Linked DNA regions of Homo sapiens: region 1 is linked to region 2. Evidence: read pairs that join two places in POLR2A ChIA-PET (ENCODE). Cell type or tissue: CD4-positive, alpha-beta T cell. All regions are shown on one strand. Links, peaks and the distances in the headings refer to the core of each region. The heading gives the core; the rest is flanking DNA. Region 1 overlaps COPS3 (COP9 signalosome subunit 3). Region 2 overlaps MPRIP (myosin phosphatase Rho interacting protein).

The links. ChIA-PET counts read pairs that join two places held together with the same protein. Peaks named below come from ENCODE experiments on the same cell type or tissue, not always from the same donor. Only the 100,000 strongest peaks of a DNase experiment are listed, where the experiment ranks them.
Region 1: POLR2A ChIA-PET joins it to region 2 with 10 read pairs; 3 of 35 experiments call an interaction of 5 or more read pairs at or near these places.

What each region holds. Positions count from the first base shown.
Region 1 is chr17:17,256,401-17,266,023 of GRCh38, forward strand. COPS3 (COP9 signalosome subunit 3) reads right to left here. Exons shown (of 12, transcript NM_003653.4): 6 at 8,402-8,581; 7 at 5,566-5,706; 8 at 3,901-4,074. Among named protein-coding and RNA genes, the nearest start is that of COPS3, 20 kb to the right of the region's middle. In CD4-positive, alpha-beta T cell, for the core only: no CTCF peak of the experiment used is centred there; no DNase peak of the experiment used is centred there.
Region 2 is chr17:17,171,087-17,180,709 of GRCh38, forward strand. MPRIP (myosin phosphatase Rho interacting protein) reads left to right here. Exons shown (of 24, transcript NM_001364716.4): 17 at 632-779; 18 at 1,612-1,729; 19 at 2,830-2,989; 20 at 4,207-4,326; 21 at 5,340-5,426; 22 at 6,164-6,326; 23 at 8,917-9,002. It also overlaps the pseudogene RN7SL775P. Among named protein-coding and RNA genes, the nearest start is that of PLD6, 30 kb to the right of the region's middle. RefSeq lists enhancers at 487-1,146, 1,147-1,806, 4,834-4,883. In CD4-positive, alpha-beta T cell, for the core only: no CTCF peak of the experiment used is centred there; DNase peaks (open chromatin) are centred at 5,085, 5,465, 6,245 and 8,415; H3K4me3 peaks cover 2,274 bases; H3K27ac peaks cover 6,443 bases.

The DNA of each region.
Region 1 (9,623 bases), core at 624-8,623, 85 kb after region 2:
TTTTAAACAAATGGGGGAGTTAAATAAAAGAGGCTACACACTTGTGATGAGGGAAACCAGTGTTTACCACTGCTCTCTTGGGATCTGATGAAAATGACCCCTTTCAGAAACATATTAAAAGAGCTCTATTCTTAATGGCAGCTGGTAATATTTACAACAATGGCATTTTCAGAGCTGGGCATATTAAAACCCTCATCTTGAAAATTCCTTTTTTTTTTGAGATGGAGTCTTGCTCTGTTGCCCAGGCTAGAGTGCAGAGGCGCAATCACAGTTCATAGCAGTTCAAGGGAACCTCCTGTTTCAGCCTCCTGAGTAGCTGAGACTACAGGTGTGCACCACTGTGCCCAGCTAATTTTATTGTTTTATTTTTTGTAGAGATGAGATCTTACTTAGTTGCCCAGACTGGTTTCAAGCTCCTGGTTTCAACGTATCTTCCTGCCTCAGCTCCCCAAAGTGCTGGAAGTACAGGGGTAAGCCACTGTGCCTGGCCATAAATTCTTGATGAGCCAATAATTTTAAAACCTACATATACTTTAGTTCAGAGAATAGTACCCAAGAAATTGAAATTACTGCTAACTTTAAGAAGTACACAAGTAGTTTAACACAAACAAAGACTCAAAAGTCAACATTCTAGCCTGACCAACACAGTGGGATCCCATCTCTACAAAAAATGTAAAAGTAGGCCAGGCGCGGTGGCTCACACCTGTCATCTTAGCACTTTGGGAGGCCAAAGTGGGCAGATCACTTAAAGTCAGGAGTTTGAGACCAGCCTGGCCAACATGGCGAAACCCCGTGTCTACTAAAAATACAAAAATTAGCCAGGTGTGGTGGTGTGCACCTGTAGTCCCAGCTACTCAGGAGGTTGAGGCAGGAGAATCGCTTGAACCCAGGAGGCAGAGTCTGCAGTGAGCAAAGATCGCACCACTGCACTCCAGCCTGGACAACAGAGCGAGACTCAGTCACAGAAAAAAAAAAAAAGAAAAAATACCAAACAAACAAAAGAGCAGGGTCAAGAATAGCACGTAGAGTATGACCCCAATTACATATAACTGGGAGAGTCTATGCATACACATAGAAAAGAAACAGAGAAGAGGAACCTAGAAAAACATCTACTAGGCCGGGCGTGGTGGCTCATGCTTGTAATCCCAGCACTTTGGGAGGCTGAGGCGGGCGGATCACGAGGTCAGGAGATCGAGACCATCCTAGCTAACACGGTGAAACCCCGTCTCTACTAAAAATACAAACAATTAGCCAGGTGTGGTGGCGGGCACCTGTAGTCCCAGCTACTCGGGAGGCTGAGGCAGGAGAATGGCGTGAACCCGGGAGGTGGAGCTTGCAGTGAGCCGAGATCGAGCCACTGCACTCCAGCCTGGGAGACAGAGCAAGACTCCGTCTCAAAAAAAAAAAAAAAGAAAAAGAAAAAGAAAAAGAAAAACATCTACTAAAATGTTAACACAAAGTAATATTTCAATGGGAGAGGTGGCAGATTTAACCCATCCCCAGCTGCCTTCCATCCCAGCCATGCCATCACCTACTGATACAGTCTACCTGTTGAGACTTCTTTGGATTTTCTAGTAAGAAAAACTTGGCTAGAAAAATCCTTTGATGTTTCCCCGTTCTTTTCATTTTAGCACTGGGACATCATGCCAAAAATGGAGCAGCCACTATCACAGATGTAACCTTCTGACTAGCTATGTCCTTTAAAGACACGGTTCCTGCCCACCATACCTTATGGTAGCCCTCCCCAGGTCCCTCTGGCAGGCAGTGCTTGTGAGCTCAGTGTACCACAATCCACCACTTCGTGTCAACATACGAAGGACCCAGGACCTTGATGACTTTGTGAGTCACTACCCCAGCCCTGGAAAGACCATTTCGAGTTGAGACTCTTCCTGTTTGATCAAAAAAAAATTTTTTTTGAGACGGAGTCTCACTTTGTCCCCCAGACTGGAGTGCAGTGGTGCAATCTCGGCTCACTGCAACCTCTATCTCCTGGGTTCAAATGATTCTCCTGCCTCAGCCTTCCAAGTAGCTGGGATTACAGGTATGTGCCACCACGCCCAGCTAATTTTTGAAACCGTTATTTAATTTTCATTTGCTATTTTGCAATTTAACATCTTTTGTAACATGTACTATCTTTTATGTTTGTTAGCATTTGGGTTCTTTTATCTAAACTTCAATTACTAGTCACAAACAGAGTTTGTGTTTTTAATGGCAGCTGTTTTTTAATGGCTACCTCTTGATGGCAAAAGACAGAAATTTACTTAGAATGGTTCTGTTGGCACTTGGGCCAAAAAGAAAATTTTATGGAGAGAATTAGGCTGCTTGTTATTTAAGTCTCTTAGATCCTGGTCTTTTAAACCTGTAGGTCAAGCTGGTTTTTCTGGCTCACAAGTTACACTGGTTTTGATCTTTGACTTGATTTCTCTTTCACGTTCTTCATTTTTCTCTCATAAAAATTAACTTTTTACAAATTCACTACTGATTTCCTTCTATTCTAGAAGCTATGGCTAGTCTTTCTAGAGTATTTGGAAGGATTCTTTTTCTTGCCCATTGACCCTCTCCTCACCTTCCTTCCTCTTCTCCTTAGGATCCTTTATCCTTGTATGAGGTCTGCCCACCTCAACGGCCACCCCGACCCACCTCTCTTCTCTAGCTTCTCCATTGGGCTAGGGGAAGTCACCTCTCCCCTAAGTCCTCACGTAGCCAAATCCATCAGCCTTTTCCATTGCTGGGTAGCCTAGCAAAAAAACAGCTACCCTATTCTGGTTCCTTGGCTCGTCCCCAACCATGCATCACCATGGCTGACACAAGGCAAAGGATGTGCACAGGAACAGATGCACTGTGTTCTCAGCAGCTGTGAACTATGCATATCTGGCCAGACTTCCCAAGAGAAAAAAGCAATCCTCTATTTGTTGAGCTACAGGATTCCTGTAACTTGCAGCCTATACCTTCCTAAAACACAAAAAATTTCATTTTTCATTATTTTTCTGTACTGTTTGAACGTTTGACATTAAGCATATTTTCTATAGTCAAAACCTAGCAGGTTATTTTCATCTTGACAATAAAAATTATAGAATTGGCTTACATCCTAGAAGAAAATAAAAATTATATAATTGGCTTACATCCTAGAAGTCAATTGCACAAAGTTTGTACAACCCTGGCCTAAATGGTAATGTCCGAGTAGTACTATGTTCACATAAGGTGTTCTCATTGGCTGGGTGCGGTGGTTCATGTCTGTAATCCCAGCAGTTTGGGAGGCCAAGGCAGGTGGATCACATGAGCACAGGGGTTCGAGACCGCCTGGCCAACATAGCAAAACCTTGTCTATACAAAAAATACAAAAATTAGCTGGGCGTGGTGGCTCACACCTGTGGTCCCAGCTGCTTGGGAGGCTGAGGTGGGCAGATCACTTGAGCTCAGGAGGCAGAGGGTGCAATGAGCCGAAATCACGCCACTGCACACCAGCCTGGGCAACAGAGCAAGGCACTGTGTCAAGAGAGAAAAAAAAAAAATGTTCTAATAGAGATCAGCACAGACAGAACAGACAGGTTGCAAGGCTGGTGACAGTGCACTGAGGTCTGCATCATTAGCATCCCTCATCTGCCCTGCTGGAGCTGCTGACCTCTCTGAGGCTGCCTTTCACTGTCTCCCAATGTAGCCTTGTCTCCTACCTTTCTTCCTCTTCACCTGCTCCAAATACCCTGCTCTAGCCCTGAAAAGACCAAAGGTATACATCAAATTCTTTCTAAGAAGCCAATCACAAGAGAGTTCTCTCTCAGCACAGAAATCCTGCCATGCTTTATCCCTGTACCTGCTTCCTCAGCTCTGAAAAGGGAGAGAAAGGGAAACATGGCCCCCAGGGGGTCAGGAGCTGCCCTGTGAAGGTGGCACTTTCCTCACCTTTGTTAGCCTCTGAATATTCTTCTTATAAAGAGATGACAAGCATTGCTTCACCAGCCCCATGTTGTTATCGCGAGTGAAGGTTTCACTGTGCTTATTCACCAGGTTTCGGAGTTCTGAGGGGTTGTTGGTTGAATACACTTGTGCTAACTCGTGGTATGCATTGCTAAGAGGCTAAAGATGCAAAGGAGGGAAAAAATTCAGATTAAAACTTCAGAAGAGGCCAGGTGTGGGGACTCACGCCTGTAATCTCAACACTTTGGGAGGCCGAGGCGGACAAATCACCTGGGGTCAGGGGTTAAACACCAGCCTGACCAACATGAAGAAACCCCGTCTCTACTAAAAATACAAAATTAACTGAGCGTGATAGCACATGCCTGTAATCCCAGCTACTTGGGAGGCTGAGGCAAGAGAATCGCTTGAACCCAGGAGGTGGAGGTTGCAGTGAGCCAAGATCGTGCCACTGCACTCCAGCCTGGGCAACAAAGCAAAACTCCGTCTCAAAAAAAAAAAAAAAACCAAAAACAAACAAACAAACTTCAGAAGACTCAAATGTGTATAGGAAGCAAAAACACACTTACATACTATTTTTTAAGCAAGTATATCCCATATTGTCAGGTAACTACACACTGTTACCCTACAAATTATAATTTACCCAAAGCAAATGCCTGGTTTTTAAGACCAGGGATAGAAAGTCACTATGGAGTAATTCATTTTCCACAAAATTTTGTACTACAGACCAAGTAATAACACAGCAGGTGAAAACCCACTGAATTTAGTGAAGGCACACGTCTTCATCAGTGCTTCTGTTTTTCTACTGATAAATCATATAGAGAAGAAAGGAGTCAAAACATTCATCATTCCCAACTCTCCCTCTCTCTTTCTCACACCTCACCAGATGCAACAGGACAATCTGCTACTTCTGCTAGCAAGAAGGAAGACAGGGCCGGGCATGGTGGCTCACGCCTGTAATCCCAGCACTTTGGGAGGCCGAGGCGGGTGGATCACGAGGTCAAGAGATCGAGACAATCCTGGCTAACACGGTGAAACCACATCTCCACTAAAAATACAAAAAATTAGCTGGGCATGGTGGCACACACCTGTAGTCCCAGCTACTCGGGAGGCTAAGGCAGGAGAATCGCTTGAACCCGGGAGGCAGAGGTTGCAGTGAGCTGAGATCACGCCACTGCACTCCAGCTTTGGTGACAAGAGCAAAACTCCATTTCTAAATAAATAAATAAATAAATAAAATGAAAAATATAACAAAACAAAATAAAGGCCAGGCTCAGTGGCACACACCTGTAATCCCAGCACTCTGGGAGGCAGACGCAGAAGGACTGCTTGAGGCCAGGAGTTCAACACCAACCTGGCCAACATAGCGAGACTCTGTCTCTAGGGAAAAAAAAAAAAATCAACTGTTATAGGAGCTTAAACATCTATAGCTGTAAGTATCTAGAGCACAAGTTTGAAAACGGGTTCCTGAGAAATATTCCATTCCAATCAGGTAATGAGAATGTGTAGCAGACATTCAATAAATGTCTGCTCACCTGAAGCTGCTAGGAGAGCTAAATCAGTATAAAACGAAGTTACAGAACTGTATCATTGCAATTTCTTTATATACTCAACATGCTCACGTAAGAAATCAGTTTTATGTAAAAAACTTACCTTAATGAATCTACCCACAATTTGAGATGTATATTTTGGTAGCTGTTGTACTTTGCCAAGTAATATCAAAGACACTAAAATATACTTTTTATATGATTCCAACATGATATGACTGACCGCCATGGCAGGAGTAGTTATAGCCTAGGCAAGAGAAGAATGCTTGCTGTAAAGAGAACATACCACAGTAGCAAACAACAATCAACCACATGTATCACATTAATTATAAGTCAATAATACTTTTTAAATGTCCCATTATTTTTATAACAGCCTTATTGAGATAGAATTCATTTTATTTTTATTTATGCATTTTTTAGAGACAGGGTCTCGCTCTGTCATCTAGGCTGGAGCGCAGTGATGTAATTATGGCTCACTGTACCCTCAAACTCCTTGGGTTCAAGCAATCTTCCTGCCTCAGCCTCCTGAGTACCTGGGACTATAGGAGTGGGCCACCATGCTTGACTAATTTTAAAATTTTTTGTAGAGGCCAGGCGCGGTGGCTTATGCCTGTAATCCCAGCACTTTGAGAGGCCGAGGTGGGTGGATCACGAGGTCAGGGGATCGAGACCAACCTGGCTAACACAGTGAAACCCCATCTCTACTAAAAATACAAAAAAATTAGCCGGGTGTGGTGGTGGGCGCCTGTAGTCCCAGCTACTTGGGAGGCTGAGGCAGGAGAAGGGTGTGAACCCAGGAGGCGGAGCTTGCAGTGAGCTGAGATTGCGCCACTGCACTCCAGCCTGGGCGACAAAGCGAGACTCCGTCTCAAAAAAAAAAATATTTTTTGTAGAAATGGAGTCTCACTATGTTGCTCAGGCTGACTCCTATGTTGCTCACTATGTTGTTCAGTCTTGTACTCCTGAGCTCAAGCAATGCTCCCACTTCAGCATCCCAAAGTGCTAGGATTACTGGCATGAGCCACCACGCCTGGCCACTTTCTTGTCTTTTTATTTTTGAGGACGAGTCTCTGTTACCCAGGCTGGAGTGCAGTGGCGCAATCCCGGCTCACTGCAACCTCCATCTCCTGGTTCAAGAGATTCTCCTGGCTGGGCGTGTTGGCTCATGCCTGTAATCCCAGCAATTTGGGAGGCCGAGGCGGGCGGATCACGAGGTCAGGAGATCAAGACCATCCTGGCTAACATGGTGAAACCCCATCTCTACTAAAAATACAAAAAATTAGCCAGGTGTGGTGGCAGGCACCTGTAGTTCCAGCTAGTCACGAGGCTGAGGCAGGAGAATGGTGTGAACCCGGGAGGCGGAGCTTGCGGTGAGCCGAGATCGTGCCACTGCACTCCAGCCTGGGCGACAGAGCAAGACTCCATTTCAAAAAAAAAAAAAAGAGATTCTCCTGCCTCAGTCTCCTGAGTAGCTGGGATTACAGGCGCCTGCTGCCAGGCCCAGCTAATTTTTGCATTTTTAGTAGAGACATTTTCACCATGTTGGCCAGGCTGGTCTTGAATTCCTGACCTCAGGCGATTTGCCTGCCTCGGCCTCCCAGTGTGCTGGGATTACAGGTGTGAGCCACCTCACCCAGCCTCTTGCCTTTTCTTTTTTTTTTTTTTTTTTTTGAGATGGAGTTTTGCTCTTGTTGCCCAAGCTGGAGTGCAATGGCACGATCTCGGCTCACTGCAACCTCCGCCTCTTGGGTTCAAGCAATTCTCCTGCTTCAGCCTCCTGAGTAGCTAGGATTACAGGCATGCACCACCATGCCCAGCTAAATTTTGTATTTTTAGTAGAGATGGGGTTTCTCCACGTTGGTCAGGCTGGTCTCGAACTCCCGACCTCAGGTGATCCGCCGGCCTCGGCCTCCCAAAGTGCTGGGATTACAGGCGTGAGCCACCGCACTCGGACGCCTCTTACCTTTTTAACACCCACTCATCCTGATATTTCAAGATCAAGTTTGCTCATGAGTTAACTATATTTGGCTACAGCAATGATAATGCATCCAGTGGCTACGAAGTGCATTTTTATAATTTTCCGAATGCGTAGTCTTAAAGAGAAGCCACCTTGAAGATTTAACCTGACTAGACACGTGCTTTAATGACACCATCTCTGCCTACTGGCACCTTATGGTGGCCCTCCTCAGGTCCCCTCAACAGGACACATCAACCACTCATTGTGGTATGGTTCAGAGCCACGGATGTGTGTACATGTATGCATGTGTATTATGTATTAGAATTCCAACTAAACCGAGCTCTCTGAAGGTTTTAAATATCCTTTATTACTTAATACATGCTATGAACTAAATAGGAACTTACGAACATCTAACTAATTTACCTTAAGTAAAGTGGTTTATTAATCAATATTGTGTATCTCTTTTTCAGAGTCTGAGTAAACCTCCAGAATATTCTACCAAATTGTGTACTATGTTTCATTACACAGACACAGAAAGGGTGGGAGGGACTTTTACTGTGTACTCCTTTCTACCCTTTAAATTTTGAATCAAGAGAATGTTTCACTGATTAAATAAAACTTAACAAAATACCACACATGGTTTTAGAATAAGACACAACCAAGATCACTCAGTTCAATCTCTTCCTTATATGCAAAGGAAGCTATAAAGGTCAAGAGATGTCATAACTTATTCCAAATCAGATAAGGTATAAGTGCAAGCCTAGATTAGAACCCCCAGACAAGTGCTCTTCTATGCACTGGCGCTGCTCCTCAACTTAGGGATCAGGTTACCACTATTTACATGATCACAGAGAAGTAGTCTCTGAAAGGACCAACACCTGAAACGGAGGCCCTGGGATCAGACCACTCTAGCCACAAACCTATGGGAGCACTTTTTTGATCACACAAGTTCAGAACAACCTCAGCTAATTTTTAGAGAGATTACCTGTTCATAAAAGTAGAGAGCTCTTTCAAAGTTCTTCAGCCCAGTATAGATCATCCCTCCATAATAATAGTAACATAAAAAGTGTTTTGCATCATAGGCTCCATTCTCTTTACAGATATCCATCATATCCACGTCAAGATATGGAAGGGCAGGCTTAAAGCATTTTGCTAGCAAACAAAGCTGTGAACAAATTGATATTAAATCATCACTTTAATTTTACTTAGGCAGGTATTAGCAGAAGGAGAAAATTCATTGATTCCAGAAATTTCCAAATAATGTAATTGTGTTTTACATTTTATTGACTAAAATTATCTAAATGTCAACACATTTCATGTATCTGCTATCTGAAATGCTTAGGACCACAAGTGTTTCAAATTTTGGAATATTTGCAGAATACATACCAGTTAAGCATCCCTAATCTGAAAACCTGAAATCCAATTGCTCCAATGAGCACTTTGAGTGCCAAGTTGGCATTCTAAAGATTTCAGATTTTGGAGCATTTTGGGTTTCAAATTTTTGGATTGGGTTTCAAATTTTCAGATTAGGAATAGTCAACCTGTACTCCATTTTCTTAGCCATTCAGAAAAAAACAGCATTACCTTTTTTTTTTTTTTTGAAATGGAGTCTCACTCTGTCACACAGGCTGGAGTGCAGTGGCGTCATCTCAGCTCACTGCAACCTCCACCTCCCGGGTTCAAGTGATTCTCCTGCATTAGCCTCCCGAGTAGCTGGGATTACAGGCGTGCACCACCACACCCAGCTAATTTTTGTATTTTTAGTAGAGACAGGGTTTCACCACATTAGCCAGGCTGGTCTCGAACTCCTGACCTCAAGTGATCCGTCCACCTTGGCCTCCGAATGTGCTAGGATTACAGGCGTGAGCCACCTCACCTGGGGGAGCATTTCTTTATAAAAAGCTAAACAGCTATAAGGCCAAGCATGCTATAGATGATTGAGAATAGAGAACTCTACAGACAAGACTCACTTATCTCTTAACCTATCCCTACCCATCTGATTAGAGGGAAAAAGAGTGTGTCCTCTTTCTTTACTGAACTAGTGGAATAGAAAGAGACCAGCATGGTGTGATACAAGTAGAAGTGGTTCCTTTAATTAATCCTTTAGGTAAATACAGGGAATTGTGCAACTCAAGAAAGCAAGCCCTTAGAACAGTTATCTAGCTAATGGAGACGCAGTGTAGACATGCGTACAAACTCACTGAGCT
Region 2 (9,623 bases), core at 1,178-9,177:
CACCTGAGCATTAAGTGACCAGCTGGAGGTTGTCAGCTGGCTAGTGGCAGAGTCCCAACCCCCAGCTCCCAGAAGTGGACTCTATGTACCCCCAACCCACTGTGGGTTGAGAGGCTCCCAGCCCGGTGCCCGCCAGGCCACTCCCTATATGTGGAATGGCCTTGGTTCCCTCCAGCAGACAAGTCCCTCATCCCTGTTTTACGGGCCTTTCACCGTGTCCCTCCAGACCAGACACAGCCAGCCTCTGCCCACGTGCTCTCTCTTCCTTCCTGTGGGTCCCACCTGGCAGCAACGCAGGAAGGTCCAGGGTTGGCTGGTTTCCATTTCATAGCAGCCTGTCCCCACCTACCATACCAACTTCTCCCAGGAAGAAATGGGGCACAGTACAGTCACAGAAATAAGAGGTAGAGTTGACTGGTAACACCCTTTTCTGAATGCTCTGATGGCATTGCTGAGAATCCCCAGACAGCCCCAGGGATCCTGTTCAGGGCGCCCATGGTGGAGCAAGCTCAGTGAATGCCCAGTCACAGCTGGGCCTGGACAGGGTGGGATTCCTGGCTCCTTTATTTAAAAGGGCCCCCAACTTAGAGGTAAAGAAAGAAGTCGATGAAGTCCCTTTTGCATTTTGCAGGCCACGTGCGAGCGAGGGTTTGCAGCAATGGAAGAAACGCACCAGAAGAAGATTGAAGATCTCCAGAGGCAGCACCAGCGGGAGCTAGAGAAACTTCGAGAAGAGAAAGACCGCCTCCTAGCCGAGGAGACAGCGGCCACCATCTCAGGTTGGGGGGTGGGGTAACCCTGAGGGCAGGGTGGGTGGCCAGCTTTTTTTGAGCTAGACACACAACTCAGAGGAATGGCAGCCTTTAAATTGCCTTTTGGCTGAGATGTAAACTTCATTGTTGAAGGGTTCTTTGACTATTCACTCTGAGGCAAAGGCCAATTTTAGGTCCCTTTTGAGAGCTTGTAAACTGAGAGCGCACACTTCGACCCCTGACAGCCCCGTCGTGGCCGGCTGCACACAAGGAGCTGTCCCAACCTGTGACTTTCCAGTTCCAACAAGTAGACTGACCAGTGTCAGTCCAGCCAGTGACTTTCCCCCTGACAGACACCTGTCAACGTGGGACCACCTCTGGCCAGAATGCCCCTGCCGTCAGCGTGAAGATATGTAGCTTCACCGGCAGGTGGCCCTAAACAAGCACGTCCCCTCCGCCTTGTGCTGCCTTCCCTTTATGTAATCGCCACCTCAGTGGTTTGTTAATTTAGTTCCAAGGAAGAAAATACACCAGCACAAAAGCTTGCTTGTTTTATAAACTCATGTTGGAATTTAACAATGACATTTATTTAATCAGTTTGGTTTTCTTCTAACACCAAAAAAAAAGCCAAACGTGCATTCCTTCCAGGGGGAGTTCATGAAGAATTCTCCCAGCCTGCACCCACCTCAGAGAATTGGTTCATGAGGGGCCAGCCTGTCATGCAAAATCCAACTGCTGATTGACTAAGCAAGCATCAGCAGTGGCAGGCGCCATCCCATTGTGTGGAGCTCCCCACCCCCACCCCTGTCAGCAGGAAGGGCGTGGTCCCTCGGTGCTGAGGCCGTGTCCTTGCCTGCAGCCATCGAAGCCATGAAGAACGCCCACCGGGAGGAAATGGAGCGGGAGCTGGAGAAGAGCCAGCGGTCCCAGATCAGCAGCGTCAACTCGGATGTTGAGGCCCTGCGGCGCCAGTACCTGTAAGTGGCTGGGCCTGCCCATCTGCCCTTGGGAGGGCCCCTCTGGGGTGCTGACCAGGCCACAGCTGGGCCCTTCCTGTGTCTTTGCAGAGGCCTCCAGAAGTGGGGCCTGGGGCCCCTGGGTGCTGAGGGCAGCTCAGATGCCCTCTTGTCCAGTGCAGGATATGGCCCAAGTGGGGCCTCCTTTATTCAGAGAGACTGTTCCTCGAAATGCCAAGAACGAGATGTAACAAACGAAATCTTAAACTCCCCTCTTGTCCAGGGCTGATCCCAGCAACTGCCCAGATGTGTTCTTCGACAGCTGCCCTGCTAGCCCACCAGGAGCCAGGCAGCCGGGCTTGGTCGTACAGGGCAGAAGTGAGAACTAGCACTGTGGTTTAAAACCACACGTGCTGATTCCCTCTGCACAGGCAGGATAGAAAAATACCAGAAAAACTGCTGTAGACTTTTTTCACTTGGTAGAATTGACACAGCCAGAAGCCCACAGATTGGCCACCATGAGCCTCACGGCACTCAGGCTCTACCAGGAGCCTTTATAGCATAGCCGAAGCCAGGGGCCCTGCCTCAGGAGCTGGCAGCAGTCAGCAGCACCCTGTAGAGGCTCACGCTGACCTTGGTCAGAGCAGGGTGGCCCACCTGGAAGCCCCTCATCCCTGGTTCACCTGCAGGAGGACGGCCCTCCTGGATCCAGGGTGGCAGAACAGCCTCAGGAAGCTTGGGTTTTTGGGTCTTGTGTAGAGCCTGGTCCTGGCTGTCAGACACAGATGGCTTCAAAAGTGGGTTTACTGAAAACAAATTCTGAGTCAGAAGAGAGTTCTAGAAATGGGGGTTCTGTGTGGCTGCAGACTGGACTCTGTCCTGACTGGCATCCCCAGAGAAGTGCTAGCTGTAGGACTGTCAGACTGTGAGAAAGGACCAGGGAGGGGCGTGAGGCCATCTCTGTAAGGGATCCCTTACTCTGTATGACCCAGGCTGATTAAGACAACAGACTGTGTGGGCCTGACCTGTGCTTGGCTGTGTCTGGTGTCAAGGAGGGACACCGGCCTCTGAGAGGCCTTGTCCAGAAGCAGGCAGAGGAGTGAGTGCTGCCCTCTCCCCAGGGAGGAGCTGCAGTCGGTGCAGCGGGAACTGGAGGTCCTCTCGGAGCAGTACTCGCAGAAGTGCCTGGAGAATGCCCATCTGGCCCAGGCGCTGGAGGCCGAGCGGCAGGCCCTGCGGCAGTGCCAGCGTGAGAACCAGGAGCTCAATGCCCACAACCAGGTGAGCCTGCAGCCAGGTGAGCCCAAGGTTAGTCAGGGGCACTCAAGGTCAGGTAGACCCATAGTCAGGTGAGTCCACACTGGAGCTGGAGCCAGGCCTCACCCTCAAAGTGGCATGAAGGTCCCTGAACCACAGAGTGGTTACCTGCCCCAGGGCTTCTCCCTGCCACCCAGCGTGGCCATCTGTGTTGTCAGAAACATCACCGCGGATAGCTAGAGCAACGCTGTACTGCCACGTGCACCACCTGCTTACACATGACATCACTCTTGCTTTGACCCTTTCTGAGACTCTCGGGTGTCTTGGTGTCTTCTCTGTGCTCCTCTGAACCTCTGGCTCACTGTTTCTGGGCAGGGCCTGGCAGGGTCATCCCAATCCTCCAGGATCCTGTCCCCCAGGGATTGAGCTGACACTTCTCAGGGTCAGGCTTACGGCTCACATTTATTTTTGTCAGATTTTTTTTCTTAAGATTTGCTTGCTCTGTCCGGGCGCGGTGGCTCACGCCTGTAATCCCAGCGCTTTGGGAGGCCAAGACGGGCGGATCACAAGGTCAGGGATTGAGACCATCCTGGCTAACATGGTGAAACCCCATCTCTACTAAAAATACAAAAAATTAGCTGGGTGTGGTGGTGGGCGCCTATAGTCCCATCTACTGGGAAGGCTGAGGCAGGAGAATGGTGTGAACTCGGGAGGCGGAGCCTGGGTGACAGAGCGAGACTCCGTCTAAAAAAAAAAAAAAAAAGATTTGCTTGCTCCTTAGTTAATTGGGGTGCATTTAAATCCTGGCTAATGGAAAGGTTCAAGCCAGGATTCGTTCAATATTGGCTTTTCTGTGGGCACCAAATTAAAACAGCCCTCTATGACCCTGCCCTGCACAAACACCCCCTGGGGCTGGGAACATAGTCCCTTTCTCACCTGAGGCCTTCCCAAGGGGCATGGCTGCTGCACAGGGCTGTGTATGAGGCTGCTCAGGCAGGACTGGGTCCACTCACTGCTGCTGTGGCTTAAAGATTACCCCACAGGAGCTCAGATGGGACCAGCCATGGAACAGATTGACACTAGTTATTGTGACAGAAAGGAATTAAGGGTTATCGATTGGATCCTGCCTACGCAGTTCCACAGATACACAAAGAACCTAGGGAAATGGCCTTCCCGGGTTGTGTCATGCGACTTGGCCCCAGGCAGCTCTGGAGTGTCACTGTTGTGTTGCTGTCCCCCAGGAGCTGAACAACCGCCTGGCTGCAGAGATCACACGGTTGCGGACGCTGCTGACTGGGGACGGCGGTGGGGAGGCCACTGGGTCACCCCTTGCACAGGGCAAGGATGCCTATGAACTAGAGGTACCATCAGGAGCCAGGCCCTGCCTGACTCAGCTCTGCACCCAGGAACCCCAGGGGAGTGCAGCATGGCCCCTGTCTTACAGGGTTGTGGGAGGAACAGACCTGAGACAGCAGGAGTCACAGGGTCCAGGAAGATCCAAATCACCCGAAGGCGGCGAGGAGCAGTGAGCTGCCAGGTGGCATGAGAGCCACTAGCCGAGTGGAGCCCTCGAGGGGCTGTGGGGATCCTGACCCCATCTCACTCCACCCACTCCCCTCCATTTCTGCTATGCCACAAACACTGACCACTCAAAAGGACACGTTCTGTAGCCATGTGGCTGCTGCAGCTCAGGTCAGGGAGGCTCGCTTTATGTTAGAATGATGGATTCTGGAGTATAGGGTGTCCTTTTAGGAAGGCACTTAGATTTCTCCACATTCAATTAAAATTTCACCCTAAAATGTGCTAAAATTTCAGCACTCAGCCAGCCAGAGCTCACCCAGCTGGGCTGGTTCTGGTGGCTTTGAGCTTTGTCTCTGTCGTGGAGCCGCCTCCTGGCAGTGACACTGAGAGGCCAAGGCTGGGAGGGACCAGTGCTTGGTGTGATCAGCTCCTGCCCCGAGTCCAGGTGTTGGGCCGCTGTCTGCTGTGCCTGTGCCTTGTACTAAATGAGTGCTTTACCAAAAGGGCGGGCAAGAGAGGCTGAGTGAGTCTGACACAAGTGTCAGTGGTAACATTTCCTGATTCTCGCGGGCTTGGTCCCCAGAGACAAGCAGGTCTAGTTCACAGCACCCCAGGCTGAGGAGGGAGTCCTTGGCACTGGGAGGAATCACGGCCATTTCCTTCCTCTTCCTGTTTCTGTATGTGAGGCTGAAGCTGTGAGCGGTGTTTAAACGATGCTTGCCCGCATTGGGCACCACGAGGCTGCCCTGCTCACTGGTGATTGGAGAGCCCTCTGCACGCTTCAGCCTGCTGTGGAGACTCTGGAGGTTTCTTTGCTCCTGAATATTGGTCCCTGATCTCTCTGTCATTTTAGGTCTTATTGCGGGTAAAGGAATCGGAAATACAGTACCTGAAACAGGAGATTAGCTCCCTCAAGGATGAGCTGCAGACGGCACTGCGGGTAAGGCCACCGCACCACAGGAGGGCGGGTACGGGAACAGGCTCTAGGTGACATGCGCCTCCTGAACTCAGGCTGGTGCTCAGCGCGGGCTCTTCTGAAGCAGATTTTACTCTTGTGAGGAAGGAGGTTTCCAAAATCAAGCCCTCTTAAAAGACCAGCCTGCAGGCAGGTGCTGTGGGAACGTGGACATGAGCAACCTGCCTGGCCTGGCTCCAGCTTCAGTGTGTATGTGCTTTTTGTGTGCCTTGGGAGGAATGTTCCAGAGAAAAGGCCTGTGAAGTGAGGCAAGGCTTGACTTCCATTTGAGCCGCCCCCTGGCTTCCACCAGCCTCCTCCAGGGACTCCTGGAGTCAGGGGAGATGACAGAATCATTGGTGGTCACTCAGTCACCTAGGGAATCTAGGACACAGAGAGGATTTCCAGGCTGAAGCCCACAAGGGAGGGGCCTGGGCACTCAGGGCCACACCAGGCTGGTCGGGCAATCCCGGAACTGCCTCCTGCACTCACCGGGCCTGGAGATTATCCTGCCATGTCCTGATGGCTGTGCCCGTGTCCTTAGGCCCCGTGGTTTTTCCTCTCTGTCCACTGTCTGCCTCTAGAAGACAGAGGTGAACAAGCCTCCTCTTCCGCCCACAGCAAGCCTCCCTACCGTGTTCAGTCCCCAGGAAGACAGGCCATGTTGTATGTGCTCCTCTTTCCTGGATGTAACTACCATTCTCTGTCATTTCACTCCCAAGGACAAGAAGTACGCAAGTGACAAGTACAAAGACATCTACACAGAGCTCAGCATCGCGAAGGCTAAGGCTGACTGTGACATCAGCAGGTTGAAGGAGCAGCTCAAGGCTGCAACGGAAGCACTGGGGGAGAAGTCCCCTGACAGTGCCACGGTGTCCGGATATGGTGCGTCCTCGGGTCATGCCCTCTCGGTTATTGCTGGGGGGCTTATGGGGGTTTGGTCGTAGAGGTTTCCCGGTGCTTGACTTGAAGCAGAAGAGTCCCAGTGATGCTTGTAGACCCAGGCATCCCAGTGGAGCAGGAGCACCAGCTTCACACGGCTGCCCCAGACAGGCCTTGCTCTCCCCATCGCAGCAGTGGATGCTGTGCTGATTGCTCTAGGGAGAACCCATAGTATCAGCATAATATTTTCGAAATAATAACAAGTCTTATTTTTCTAAAGAACTCAACCACTGGGCAGAAGTAGCTCTCACTAGCTGCTTGATCCTAGGATTTGACTATAATATCTGTAAAAGGCCATAGAGTGGAGAATGGGAGGGAGCTCCCTGCTTTCTGGAATGAACAACAGAACTGGCCCTTTTTTTCTTGGCTAAAAACATTTAGGTACCCTGTAAAAAATAGATGGCAGGAAGGATGAAAGAGTTAACATTTTATCAAGCATTTTCAGCTCATACGTAATTTTTTTTTTTTTTTTTTTGAAACTGGGTCTTGCTCTGTTGCCCAGGGTGGAATGCAATGGCGTGATTTCACTGCAGCCTCCGCCTCCCAGGCTCAAGGATTCTCCCACCTTAGCCTCCCCAGTAGCTGGGACTACAGGAGTGCACCACAAAACACCTGGCTAATTTTTGTATTTTTAGTAGAGACAGAGTTTCACCACGTTGCTCAGACTGATCTCAAACTCCTGGGCTCAAGCGATCCAGCCACCTTGGCCTCCCAAAGTGCTGAGATTACAGGTGTGAGCCACTGCACCTGGCCAGATTATACATAATTTCATTTGACCTTCATCTTGATTTTTTATACAGAGACGCACAAACAGGAAAAGATGTGCTAGCTCACTAATATCAAAAAAGAAAAAATCAACTTTTTTTCTGTCAGGCAAGGAATAGTGATTATGTACTGACAGATGCTGGGAGGAAGACTTCATTTTTCCATAAATACCTTGAGTAGTCAGGCTTGGTGGTAGGCCTGGCTACCCAGGAGGCTGAGGTGGGAGGATCACTTGAGCCCAGGAGTTCTAGGCAGTCACACACAAAGCTAAGTCGATCAGGTGTCCACACTAAGTTTGGCATCAATATGGTGACCTCCTGCGAGTAGGGGATCACCAGGTTGCCTAAGGAGGGGTGAACTGGCTCAGGTCAAAATGAAAGAGGTCAAAACTCCTGTGCTGGCCAGGTGCAGTGGCTCACACCTGTAATCCCAGCACTTTGGGAAGCTAGGTGGGCAGATCACTTGATCTCAAAAGTTCAAGACCAGCCTGGGCAACATGGCAAAACCCTGTCTCTACAAAAAATACAAAAAAACTAGCTGGGACTGCTGGCATGCACCTGTAGTCCCAGCGCTACTTGGGAGGCTGAGGTGGGAGGATCACTTAAGCCCAGCAGGTGGAAATGGCAGTGAGCCATGATTACACTGCTGCACTCCAGCCTGGGTGACAGAATGAGACCCTGCCTCAAAAAAAAAAGAAAAAAAAAACCTGTGCTGACCTGTGGTGGAATCACACCTGTGAATAGGCACTGCATTCTAGTCTGGGCAACACAGCAAGAATCTGTCTCTTAAAAGAAACAGAGGGCGGGCGTGGTGGCACCCGCCTGTAATCCCAGCACTTTGGGAGGTTGAGGCGGGTGGATCACGAGGTCAGGAATTCGAGACCAGTCTGGCCAACATTGTGAAACCCCGTCTCTACTAAAAATACAAAAATTAGCTGGACATGGTGGCACATGCCTGTAATCCCAGCACTTTGGGAGGTTGAGGCGGGTGGATCACGAGGTCAGGAGTTCGAGACCAGTCTGGCCAACATTGTGAAACCCCGTCTCTACTAAAAATACAAAAATTAGCTGGACATGGTGGCACGCACCTGTAGTCCCAGCTACTCGGGAGGCTGAGGCAGGAGAATCGCTTGAACCCAGGAGGCAGAGGTTGCAGTGAGCTGCTGAGTTTGTGCCACTGCACTCCAGCCTGGCGACAGAGCAAGACTCCATCTCAAAAAAAAAAAAAAAAAGCAAAACAAAAAACCCCACACATGCACAGGATGTGTGATATGACTCAGTATCTGTTTGTGTTACAGGTACTTAAGTAGACATTTCTAAGAAGCCTAAAGGACTGCTATCTGGGTGGGTGGACAATGAGAAGGCCTTGGCCTTATCATCTTGCTTTAGACAGCCCTGTGCTACCAGGAGGAAGGTAGAGAATCATGGATAATGGGGGTAGGGGTCTGCTCAGCATTGAGGTCCCACACCAGAGTGAGGGGACCAAGTCCCTTTGAAGGGAATGCTGTTGTGGGCTACAGTCACAGTGCAGGAAGCCCTGGCGGGGCCCCACATACACATTCTCCCATTGTGCTGGTGTTTTATGGTGGTCTGAAGAGATCTAGCATGTTTTATGGTTATTGGCTTTGAATTCCCTTAGAGTTGTTTAAGGAATTGTCCTAAGTATGCTGCAGTAGGAAGCTTGGGAAATGTTTCAGGATTTAGTCTGGTTCCAGAGGGTTTTAGAAAGCAAAGGTAACAGGTCTGTTTGTTTTCATTATATACCGCAGATATAATGAAATCTAAAAGCAACCCTGACTTCTTGAAGAAAGACAGATCCTGTGTCACCCGGCAACTCAGAAACATCAGGTCCAAGGTGAGTCTGGGGTCCAGCCCCCTGGTGGGAGGGGCTTGAGGGACACTGGGGAGAGTAGCCCAAATTGAAGTATGAGTGCTCCCATGGGCCACAGCTGCCAAAGCCCCAGGGCCCAGCACTGAGCCAGCCCGAGCTCACCCTGCTGGGCTGGTTCTGGTGGCTTTGAGCTCTGTGTCTGTCTTGGAGCCACCTCCTGGCAATGACACTGACAGGCCAGGGCTGTGAAGAGCAGTGCTTGGCATGATCAGCTCCTGCCTCGAGGCCAGGTTTCACCCAGCCCTGCTCATGTCGGCCTGCTGTCAGCTGTGCCTGTGTTGTTCCTTGCACATCACTGTTGTGACACTGGTGCCGCCTCCAAGAGATGATGCTGCCTGCTCTTGTTCCCCAGCCAGGAAGCAGTACATCTTTAGTGTGCTGTCCAGAGCCAGCCATGCACAGGAGGGCGGGCGGAGGTGGGAGCGGCACCGCGTGTGTTTGGGATTGGTTGTGTGTCTCATGTCTGCTCTCTCCTCTGACAGTCCGTAATTGAGCAGGTCTCGTGGGATACCTGAAATGCACCCGCTTCCCGGCCCATGCAGGAGGTAAACCGCCTCTCCCACCGCCTGCATGCACTGCTCACAC